Linked DNA regions of Homo sapiens: all the other regions are linked to region 2. A link is a contact called in ENCODE Hi-C data. All regions are on one chromosome and are shown on one strand. The core of a region is the stretch at or near the end of the contact, and the rest is flanking DNA. Distances in the headings are between cores, read along the strand shown.

Region 1 (3,600 bases), core at 246-2,745, 640 kb after region 2:
TGTCAAATGATTGTCCATGGATGCTTACTCTGCCCTTGCAATGACTAATCTGTATAATCTGTAGTCCTATCAATGAGCTGTTTTTCTCCTCCCGGGCCCTGTTGTTGTTCATCCTATTTCCCTCCCTGGCAAATGTGACAGTTGTAGCTGTTGTTATTTTTCTCAAATGAGTTTAAATTGTGAATTACATCAGTTCGTCACAGCCAAAGCAAACCTCTTTTTAATTGCAGATCTCAAATGTCCCCCCTCTAAATTAAAATAAAATGCACAAAATGCTGCCAACTGTTTTTCCGACTCTTCCAAAATGGAGTATATCCAAAATGCTACTGATGGATTGAGCCACATTAAGACATATAAACATTTAAAATCACTTACAACTTTTTTGCTGTTAGGGGAAAATGTTCACATTTTAGTTGTGGGGGTTGCCTGTGAGGATGAATGTGAGTCTGTTGATTGCCATTTGTGTCCCTTTGAAGTAAAAAAGAGTTTTGCCAATTTTCAATAATTCACCATGGAGATTTCTGTGGGTTTGTAGTCAGATATAAGTGGCTGCATTGCCTTTGAGAAAGGACATTGAGGATGTCCATTTTAATAGCTGTGTAACCTTGGGCTTGTCCTTTAACTTCTGTGAACTTCATCATCATCATTCATAGACTTTGAATGGCGATATATGCCTTGCAGAATTTGGGGAATAATTATAAATAATGAATGTAAAGTACTTGACTTGAATAGGTGCTCAACAATGAAGCTGTTATCAAGATCCACAGAGTGACAGCATCCAAATGTCACACGATAAGCAGACCCCTGAGCCTTTTGGGTTTCATGAACCAAAATAATTTCAAATATTTTTGTTTTTAAATTAAATTTAGTTTTTAATATTTGTATGGATTCAGAGGGTACCCGAGCAGTTTTGTTATGTGGGTATATTTGTTCAGTGGCAAAGTCTGGGCTCTTAGTGTACCCATCACCCAAGCAGTGAACATTGTACCCAATTTCAATTTTTTTTTAATGGAACTGATATAAAGTTGACAAAATTTACTTTTATTTTCTTAAGTGAAGGCAACAAAGAAGCAAAGCCAACTAAATTCTCATCATTCTTGCAAAAGAAAGAAATTTAGCAACAACAACAAAAAGGGAAGGACAAAATCTGAGAAAATAATATAACCCTTTAAATTAAATAAATGTAGATTCATGACAAAAGTTTTAAATTTTTCATTTCAGCATGAACGAAAAAAAATCATCCATATTGTTGAGCTGCTGAATACCCAGGAAAGGCTGGAACCCATTTCTTTGTTCATGTGTTTGTCCAAATCCTGTGTTTCTCTCCATTGACTCTTGTTTTCTGAATGACCAACATATTAGAGCCATATCTTATAAGGGAAATGGGATGATGGTGAGCTTCTTTTTCCCATGGAGGCTAAGTTTAAATTATTTTCTTTCAGACGCACCCTGCCAGGCTCTGTTGCTTTCTGATCTATTTTCAGTGGCTCTTCATCTGACCTGAAAACATGCATGGGTGCTTGTTCACTGATGTTCCCATCTGTACAGATCTGCTCATAGTCTCAGATTTAACAAGCCTTATTTTATCACTTTCATTTTCACTTCCTATTTGCAGAATATCACAAGTGAACTCCCTGAAGATTCTATAATCTTTGGTTTTGTTTACTATTTCTTTAGAAATGATGGTGGCCCCAGATATTTGTTTCTCCTCTATGGCTTGAAATGATCCATTTCTTAATTTTTAAGGATGTAAATCCTTCAAAGTTGGACATTTGGTTCAACATATGTATCAAGAGCCAAAGAATGCATTCTGTAACCATATGTGATTGTGTTCCATAAGAAAGGAAGACTGAGGAAGAATGTCATATTGTTATAGAATTAGAATTTGGAATTTAAAGTTAGACTTATAAACAATAGACCAAGACCTTCCGCTTTAGACTGGAAAATTGTCTAAGGAGGAAAAAGACCTGCCAACAGTCACGTAGATATTAGACCAGGGATAGATGATGACGTGATTTGGCTGTGTCCCTACCCAAACTCATCTTGATTTGTAGTACCCATAATCCCCGTATGTCATAGGAGGGGCCAGATGGAGATAATTGCATCATGGGGGCTGTTTTCCCCATCCTGTTCTTGTGATAGTGAGTTAGTTAGCGAGTTAGTTCTCACGAGATCTGATGGTTTTATAAGGGGCTTTTCCCCTTTTGCTTGGCACTTCTTCTTGCTGCTGCCACGTGAAGAAGGACGTGTTTGCTTCCCCTTGATTGTAACATATAGTAAGTTTCCTGAGGCTTCCCCAATCATGCTGAACTGTGAGCCAATTAAACCTCTTTCCTTTATAAATTACCCAGTCTGGGCTATGTCTTTATTACTATGCAGCATGAGAATAGACTAATACAGATGACTATAGAACTATATTGTGAAGGATATTATATTACTGATTGAGCTGTTACAGAATGTTTCCTATTCTATCATTACTTAACTAGTAATGTGCTTAGGGTTTTGGGTTATGACTTATCTATGATGTATGTGTGACTGTCATGAAATTTAAAGACATGAAATGCTTGTAAACTGAAATAATAATTATAGGACACAGTCAAGAAGAGAAATAGCCACAGAGGCATAAATATTCCATTTGTACCCTGAACCCAATTTCTGGTTAGATTTTAAGCATATTCACTCCATGGGGAGATAGTACCCAGAAATGGCTGCTTCAGTGCCAAAAATACTAGAGTTTGAACCCTGGCTCAAAAAATTATTTTTTGTATGAACTTCAACGATTGCTTAACCTCTTTAAGTTTTAGTTTCTAATTTCTAAAATAGCAATGCCAACCTCAGAATTTTTTTTTACAGAAGCTAGTATTGTGATAATAAACAAGTAGAATGTATTCATTCATTGAAGTAAGATTATATCTTGAAGGTTACTGCTCTGAATAATGTTTTCATTAACAAGATATTAACAGAGCTTTTGAAGGTCAAAGTTAGGTGATCATATATGACAAAATTACAGGGAAAATTACGTTAAAATTTGAACAAAATGAAATATGTGGTGAAGCCGTATAGCATGGTTCATGGCATCATGTATAATGATATATGGTAATAATGGTATATGACAGGGATCAGGAATCTACAACCTAAGGGCCCACTACCAGTTTGTGTAAATAAAGTTTTATTGGAACACTGCTATGCCCATTTATTTACATATTGTCTATAAATATGCTGCTTTTGTGCTACAACACTAGAGTTGAATAGTTGTGACAGAGATTATATGGCCCACAAAGTCTAAAGTACTTACAATCTGGACTTTTGCAGAAAATGTTTGACAATTTCTGGTATATAATGATGCTGATACTATGGGTTCTTTTTCTCTCTCACTGAGAAAGCAGCACAGCACCAAGCATCCTTTATATTTCCTTAGCATTGACTGCAGTGCCTTGCTCTGCATTCTGCACATGTTAAGCAATCTACACATTCTATGGTGTGCTTTGCTGTCAATTTCCTATAACTTTAATAAAAATAAATTATTACATAGGATAGTGCTATGGTTTGAATATTTGTCTCCTCCAAAATTCATGTTGAAATTTAATCCCCAATGCGGTA
Region 2 (3,411 bases), core at 546-3,045:
GCCTCCCAAAGTGCTGGGATTACATGCGTGAACCACCGTGCTTGGCCAAAAGCTAGTGATTTTTATCTTTGCATTATTTTAATAAAGTAATTTTCAAAAGTTTTAAATGACATTGGAGCTCAGTTTGCAAGTTTATCTTCTATAGAATCTTACATACATAAACCAAAAACTAGAAATTTATTAGTTTTAACCTGTAAATTCACATTTATTACAGTTTTTACTTAAAAATAGACTGTTGACAAGCTGATAATTTGAAAACAGAAGCTGTCATTATAATAGTAGTTATGACAGTTGTAGTCCTTTGTCAGCTTCAAGACTCATCTGATTTTTGTATGTTATTTTGTTTGCACAATAGGGAGAAAAATCTTAATTCACTAAATAGGAGCAAATAGCTTTCTAACACACTCATTTTGCATTCTTTGGGTACTGGATTACTTAACTGATTTTGAAACACCACAAAGAATGGTAGATTGTTTTCCTACATTTATTCATTAATACTTCTAACTACTGTTCACATAATTAAGTGTTCAAATTTCAGAGAAGTTGATAAAAAGATATAATCAATTCTTTTGGTAGAAAATGCTTTTAAACTGTATCTTATAATGTGATGGTAAGTGGTGTTTTAAAAAAATCTTGTATACTTCAATGTTTGTCTATAAAATATAGAGTCACTTAAAATTTCAAGTAGTAAAATGGATTTTGCTTTTCATATTAAGTCCAAAATTTTGTTTCATTACTAAGGATGGTATAACTACAACCTGAACAGCCTTACAAATGTTATTTATGTTGTAAAAATTACTGTCAAGACAAAGAAGCTGATGTAAAATGTATAATCAAATGTGACAGATATCACACTCATGAATAATTAATAAAAAGCCACGTATGAAAAGCTACATGTATTTCAAAAAATTAATATTGCATTTATAAGAAGTTCAATTGTATGGAAAGAGATGTCCAAGCAAATATTATTTTGAAATTTGTGCCTGACAGCGAAAGATCAGGCATTAATGCTCTCCAATGTGTTAACATTTGGTATTTAGCACTTTTGAACAAGTTGGTTTGTGTGTTTGTGTGTTACAGTATAAATCACATCAAAAAAAGTATAAAGTCATGTTTGAATTAAACAACATTGTGTGACTCCTGAAGCACATTTTGAAATAGCTTTTAAGATATCTCAATAGTAGAGTCAGAGTTTTGGGACTTAGGATTGGAAACAATTACTACAAGCCTAAAATCCTGAGCTTTCATGTTGGTGTATAAATCCCATAAATCTCTTAATCACTCCTAGGGCAAGCTTTCATCTAATTTTCCCAAGAGAGAGTTATCAGACAAATTCTTGGAGTTCAATTAGGGCATGTTGGAGCTCTTCAGAGGATAGGTTTCATATAATTCTAATAAATCAATATGAATCCCAAGCTTGTATAATATAATTGTGTTAAATTCACTTCTTCAGAATGCTGTGCTATGACATTATGTCTTTAAATTGTTATCACAAAAGGCTGAATTTCTTTTCTAAAAAAAAGTAAAGTTAAACCTTCTATAAGTAAATAATAGGGCATTTTCTAAAGCTGTCTCACAGTGTATTTTTCTGGTTTGGTCTTTAGTTAATTTTACCACTGGTCTGTATCAACTAAAGGTATTTTATTTAAGATGTCACGAATAGTAATAATTACTGAAAAAGATATAGCACCTTAACTTAGGAGGCTGGTAATCTGTCAGAAGCGTAAAAATCATTAACACATGTATCCTTTACATAACTGAATTCACTTAAAAGGCAAACTACCAGGGTCTATAATTATAGCCTGATTACAACTTTCACTTCCTGTGTCAATTTCATGAAATGAAATCCATTCAGCGCACCAGCATGGCACATGTATACATATGTAACTAACCTGCACAATGTGCACATGTACCCTAAAACTTAAAGTATAATAAAAAAAATAAAAAAATAAAGTCAGCTCATAATAAAAAAAAATTGTCTTCATATCTCAGTTTGTTCTTCTTCCTGTTACTGTACTTTAGAAGAGTAATAAACTCTATTTAGCAACTCCTTTCCAAAAGTAGGCAATGTAAAATAAGTCAGCTTCTTCTAAAGCATTCATGTAAATGATTTTAGCCTTCCTCAGTCTTGACCTTTACTTACATTTCCCTCATTATGATAATTTTTCAAGCAATCTGTGAAAGATAATATCACAACTCTCACTTCCCCTAATTATAGGCTTGTTGTGAGAGCTGTATTTGCACTCTCCCACCTTCTTCCTGTTTTGTCCTTATGTTAATCTGTGAAAGAACTAATGGGCATAAATCCTTTAAAAATTATTTAATTCTGGTAAAAATACTTCACATGAGATCTACCCTCTTAGCAAATATTTAAGTGTACAATTATAGTTGACGATAGGTACGATGTTGTATTTGCATTTTTTTGTCTCTGTATTCTATTGACCAAGCTAGGCTCCTGAAGTGGTGTAGCACTATCTGGCATGGTGGATAGTGACATGAGAAGCCAAAAATGACTTCAGAAAGAGGGTAATTCAGAGGACTCATTAGCTTAGGTGCGAGGGAGACACACTACTGCATTGGAGTTGCATACAACTAAAGGGTTTGCTGGACAGCCAGATTTAGTCAGGCAAGTTCTGCCTTCTTGTTCAGATATGTTTTAGCTGGATAGAAAACACTTAAGAAATATCTATTAAGTAAATCCATTCACATAACCAGATATGGGAAAAAGCTGTGTTAGCATGTTCCTGGTATTGTAGAAACCCCATTTTTCACCAATGTACAAATAGAAGGCTCTGCTAAATAACTAATTATTACTTACTGCTATCCTAATAAAGGATAAGAAGAATGCCCATTTATCCAAGTGGGAAAAATTGAAATAATTATTTATTCTTGTTTTTGGAGTGTACTTATACATATATACTTGAGTGTGACTTTCATTCTGGAAACTCACATTGCTTAAAAAAAATTAAGCCACATTAAACTGAAGTTAAATAGTAGTCAAACTACGATTATCTGACTCAAGTGACAACACATTTATCTTTTTCCCATTCTTTCTTTGCTGATCAGTTCTTCAGTTCCAATATAGCTCCCCGTTGACTGCAGCAAAGCAACAGCCTTGATAGAGTTGATTTTTTTCTTCCATTTACTATTTCCCATCTTACTTATCACATAGGAAAAAAGAAGTGCTTTGCCATATATTGCAACTTCCAGAAAAACAAAATCTTCTTTATTTACATTAGAAAGCCCTGAAATAAGTGGAGCAGGTGAAATTGTCACAAAATTTGAAGGCATGAGTTAGCATGGTTAATCAGACATTCTATTCAAAGGTAAGGCACATAGGCTGTCTCATCTTTGACAGGAAGTATAGAGGACTAATGATTTTATCCATTCTTTCTCCCTCATTTTGCTTCA
Region 3 (3,166 bases), core at 133-2,632, 660 kb before region 2:
GCTTAAAGAGCAAAGCAGATCCACCATTCTGATGATTCTCAAGCCAATTCTTTTTAACTAGAGAGTTAGTAATCAGGATAACCCCATTAGGTTACTGGGGTGGGACAGTAAACTCTTCAAGCTATCTACTCCCCACCCCCCTCCTCCAAACACACAATAACACATGGTCCCCTTGACAAGCTCCAAGGCTGGTTAATGAGTAAAAACCTGTCAACTGCCAGGACACTGTGTCTTTCAGGCCAGGGCTCACACCAGCCTTGCACTCCACAGTCTCTGGAGCAGTAGCTAGCCTCTGACTCCAATGCTGTGCCATCTACTCAAAGAACAGCAGCTTCCCCAGGCTAAGGGGTATTTGGAATTTGGAAGCCAGATCTCTTGGCTTATAGAGGATAAGAACTGGACAAAACAAGGCTTAGCTCTCCACAATTTGACTTAATAACTAGTTTTTGTTTTGTTTTTGAGACAGTCTCACTTTGACACCCAGGCTGGAATGCAGTGGAGTGATCTCGGCTCACTGCAACGTCCACCTCCTGGGTTCAAGCAATTCTTGTGCCTCAGCCTCCCAAGTAGCTGGGATTACAGGCATGTGCCACCACACCTGGCTAATTTTTGTATTTTTAGTAGAGACGGGGTTTCACTATGTTGGCCACACTAGTCTCGAACTCCTGGCTTCAAGTGATCTGCCCACCTCAGTCTCCCAACTGCTGGGATTACAGGCATGAGCCACAGCACCCGGCCAATAACTAGATTTTTAAAACTCACCAAAAACAAGTAACTCATTGTGAATAACCCTTGAAATCTGCAAAACTTGCTCTGGGGCAAACCCAGGCAACAATAGGATTTAACAGTGCCCCACAGAAGCATGTGTGTGTCCTGTCTCAGTCATCTCTACATGGAAAGCTGAAAGGGCAATCAGGAGTGTGCTTTGTAGGATTCTGGTACTATAACAAAGATGGTGTTTCCATACCATTCACGGTGAGCCTGGCCTTATGTGAATAGGTGGAGCCAAAGTGGTTGGTGATGACACATTGGTAGCGGCCCTCGTGCCCGAAAGTGACCTGACGGAGGTGCAGGATGGTGGTGTACTCCATCACTTCCCCGTCCTGCGCGTGGACGTGGACAAAGTTCTCCATGTCTGCATTGGTCAGGACTTCATTGTCTTTCTTCCAGGCAAAGGTCATGGGGGAGCTGCTGCTGCTGGCTGCTGAGCATGTAAACCGGATGTCCTTGCCCACCATAGCCATGGTGGTTTCTGGCTGGGTGATGATCTGTGGCTTCAGGAAGTCATCTGGGGAGAGAAGGGTCAACTGTAAAGCGCTGGGTTCTTGGTACACAGAGGAACCAGCTGCTGTTCATGCTAACAGAAACTGACACAGACACCAAGCAGGAACCAGAGCTTGAGGTCCCTGTGCATCCTCAGCCCCACCAACCAGATGCCGTAAGAGTTGCACCATGGACATCTGACCTCATCTAATTAGAAGTCTGTGAGTACTGATCACCTTTATGATCACACTCCTTGATTAGAAATTAACCCACCACTTCTCAGTTCTCAAACCAGCCAGCCGGCAGTTTCCTTAAGACAACTGGCTCTGCCTGCTGACTTTCACACAAAACAGTCAGGCACCACTGGTCATGACTGCAGAGATCTTACCCACAAACCTTACTCCAAAAGGAGGGGGTGTAAAACACTTCCAAAATGTCAGAATAAGGACCTCCAAAAATCTGCACCTCCATTAAAACAAGGAAAACACCTGGAAAAATGGTCAAAAGCAACTTTTTCAGAATTCTGGAAAACCAAAGGCTTACAACAATCCATGGATTGTTGATTCAAGCAAATAGCAACATCTCAGAAATGTGAGCTTTGTGGTATTTTAACTTATCCAAAGCCCCATTCTTCCCTCCCCAGCTCCATGGTAGCCTTGAAACCCAGCAGCCTAGCAACCACTCAAGGGTCAGAATGGGCTCCCCAAAAGCCCCATCCTCAGAACTGACACCATGTGGCCTATCTGGCAGCAACACGGAAAGCCCCATTCACAGGATTTGCATTGATTTGCCCTGATCTAGTTTGCCGAGCAGGAGAAGCCCTAGCCCCAGGGCACATGACTACAACAATCAGTAGCCACTGTTCAACAGCGCAGCTGTCTGAGGGGACAATACCCATGGGGCAAACAAGCAGCTGGCCAAAAAACTATAAAGGAAAATGTGGGGAATACAGTGTTAATGGTGGGCTTTGAAAAGGTCCAATACATTCCTGGGGATCTAGACAGCCACATGCAGGTGCAAGGCCATGTGCACACCCAGGAAAGACGTGAGGGGGTCCTCATTTGTCACCTGTGGCTGAGCATGACTGTCTACACAAATAGGAAGTGATGGCACACCCCAACACAAACACACAAGCCGTCGGTAAAGGATAGGAGACAGTGGTTGTGGTGACTTCTCTGTCCAACCATTAGCTAACCACTAAACTAAACAAGCAGGGACTTAAGGGGACGGACTTTATATAGCCTTTGTCCAGGAAAAGTCACTAGGCAAGCTGTAACAATAAACAGCAACAGCAGCAAATCCTGGGGGAGGAGAAAGGGAATATCCAATTTCCAGAGTTGCCACATTATTTTATTTTAAATGCCCAATTTTCAACAAAATATTATGAAACACTCAAACAGGAAAAAAAGCAGTCAACAGAAACTGTCTCTGAGGGAGCCCAGACTTAGATTCACTAAATAAACTTTTTAAATCGGCAATTATAGGCATATTCAAACACCTCAAGGAAACCATGTCTTAAAAAAAATATCGAAGGATAGTGGCCAGGTGGGGTGGCTCACGCCTATAATCCCAGCACTTTGGGAGGCTGAGGCAGGAGGATCATGAGGTCAGGAGATCAAGACCATCCTGGCTAACATGGGGAAACCCTGTCTCTACTAAAAATACAAAAAAAAAAAAAAAATTAGCCGGGTGTGGTGGCAGGTGCCTGTAGTCCCAGCTACTAGGGAGGCCGAGGCAGGAGAATGGCATGAACCCAGGAGGCGGAGCTTGCAGTGAGCCAAGATCACGCCACTGCCCTCCAGCCTGGGTGACAGAGCAAGACTCTGTCTCAAAAAAAAAAAAAAAAAAAAAAAAAAGGATAAAGTATGAGAAAATTTTATAGCAATAAAGAGAAATTATAGAT

The links. Hi-C counts contacts between places; a loop is a spot of excess contacts on that map. Pooled maps may share reads with other maps.
Region 1: a map of OCI-LY7 shows a loop between it and region 2 (4-fold over the local background). The contact joins two enhancer-like sites. A Hi-C loop is called at or near these places in 1 of 168 maps with a recorded cell type or tissue (OCI-LY7), 1 of 37 single-sample maps with no recorded cell type and 3 of 50 pooled maps.
Region 3: a map with no recorded cell type shows a loop between it and region 2 (12-fold over the local background). The contact joins two enhancer-like sites. A Hi-C loop is called at or near these places in 2 of 37 single-sample maps with no recorded cell type and 4 of 50 pooled maps.

The regions. Positions count from the first base shown.
Region 1 is chr3:67,684,161-67,687,760 of GRCh38, forward strand. All of the region lies in intron 3 of SUCLG2-DT (SUCLG2 divergent transcript), which reads left to right. Among named protein-coding and RNA genes, the nearest start is that of SUCLG2-DT, 31 kb to the left of the region's middle. Within about 2 kb of position 1,496, at least 5 of the 41 ENCODE cell types and tissues checked have a DNase peak (open chromatin) inside an H3K27ac peak, as active enhancers do; they include OCI-LY7, where a contact is called at or near this core.
Region 2 is chr3:67,046,401-67,049,811 of GRCh38, forward strand. No RefSeq gene overlaps it. Among named protein-coding and RNA genes, the nearest start is that of KBTBD8, 50 kb to the left of the region's middle. RefSeq lists a silencer at 1,701-1,760. Within about 2 kb of position 1,796, at least 3 of the 41 ENCODE cell types and tissues checked have a DNase peak (open chromatin) inside an H3K27ac peak, as active enhancers do; they include OCI-LY7, where a contact is called at or near this core.
Region 3 is chr3:66,385,014-66,388,179 of GRCh38, forward strand. LRIG1 (leucine rich repeats and immunoglobulin like domains 1) reads right to left here. Exons shown (of 19, transcript NM_015541.3): 13 at 968-1,288. Among named protein-coding and RNA genes, the nearest start is that of LRIG1, 110 kb to the right of the region's middle. RefSeq lists enhancers at 1,130-1,229, 1,690-1,859, 1,870-1,949, 1,980-2,039. Within about 2 kb of position 1,383, at least 3 of the 41 ENCODE cell types and tissues checked have a DNase peak (open chromatin) inside an H3K27ac peak, as active enhancers do.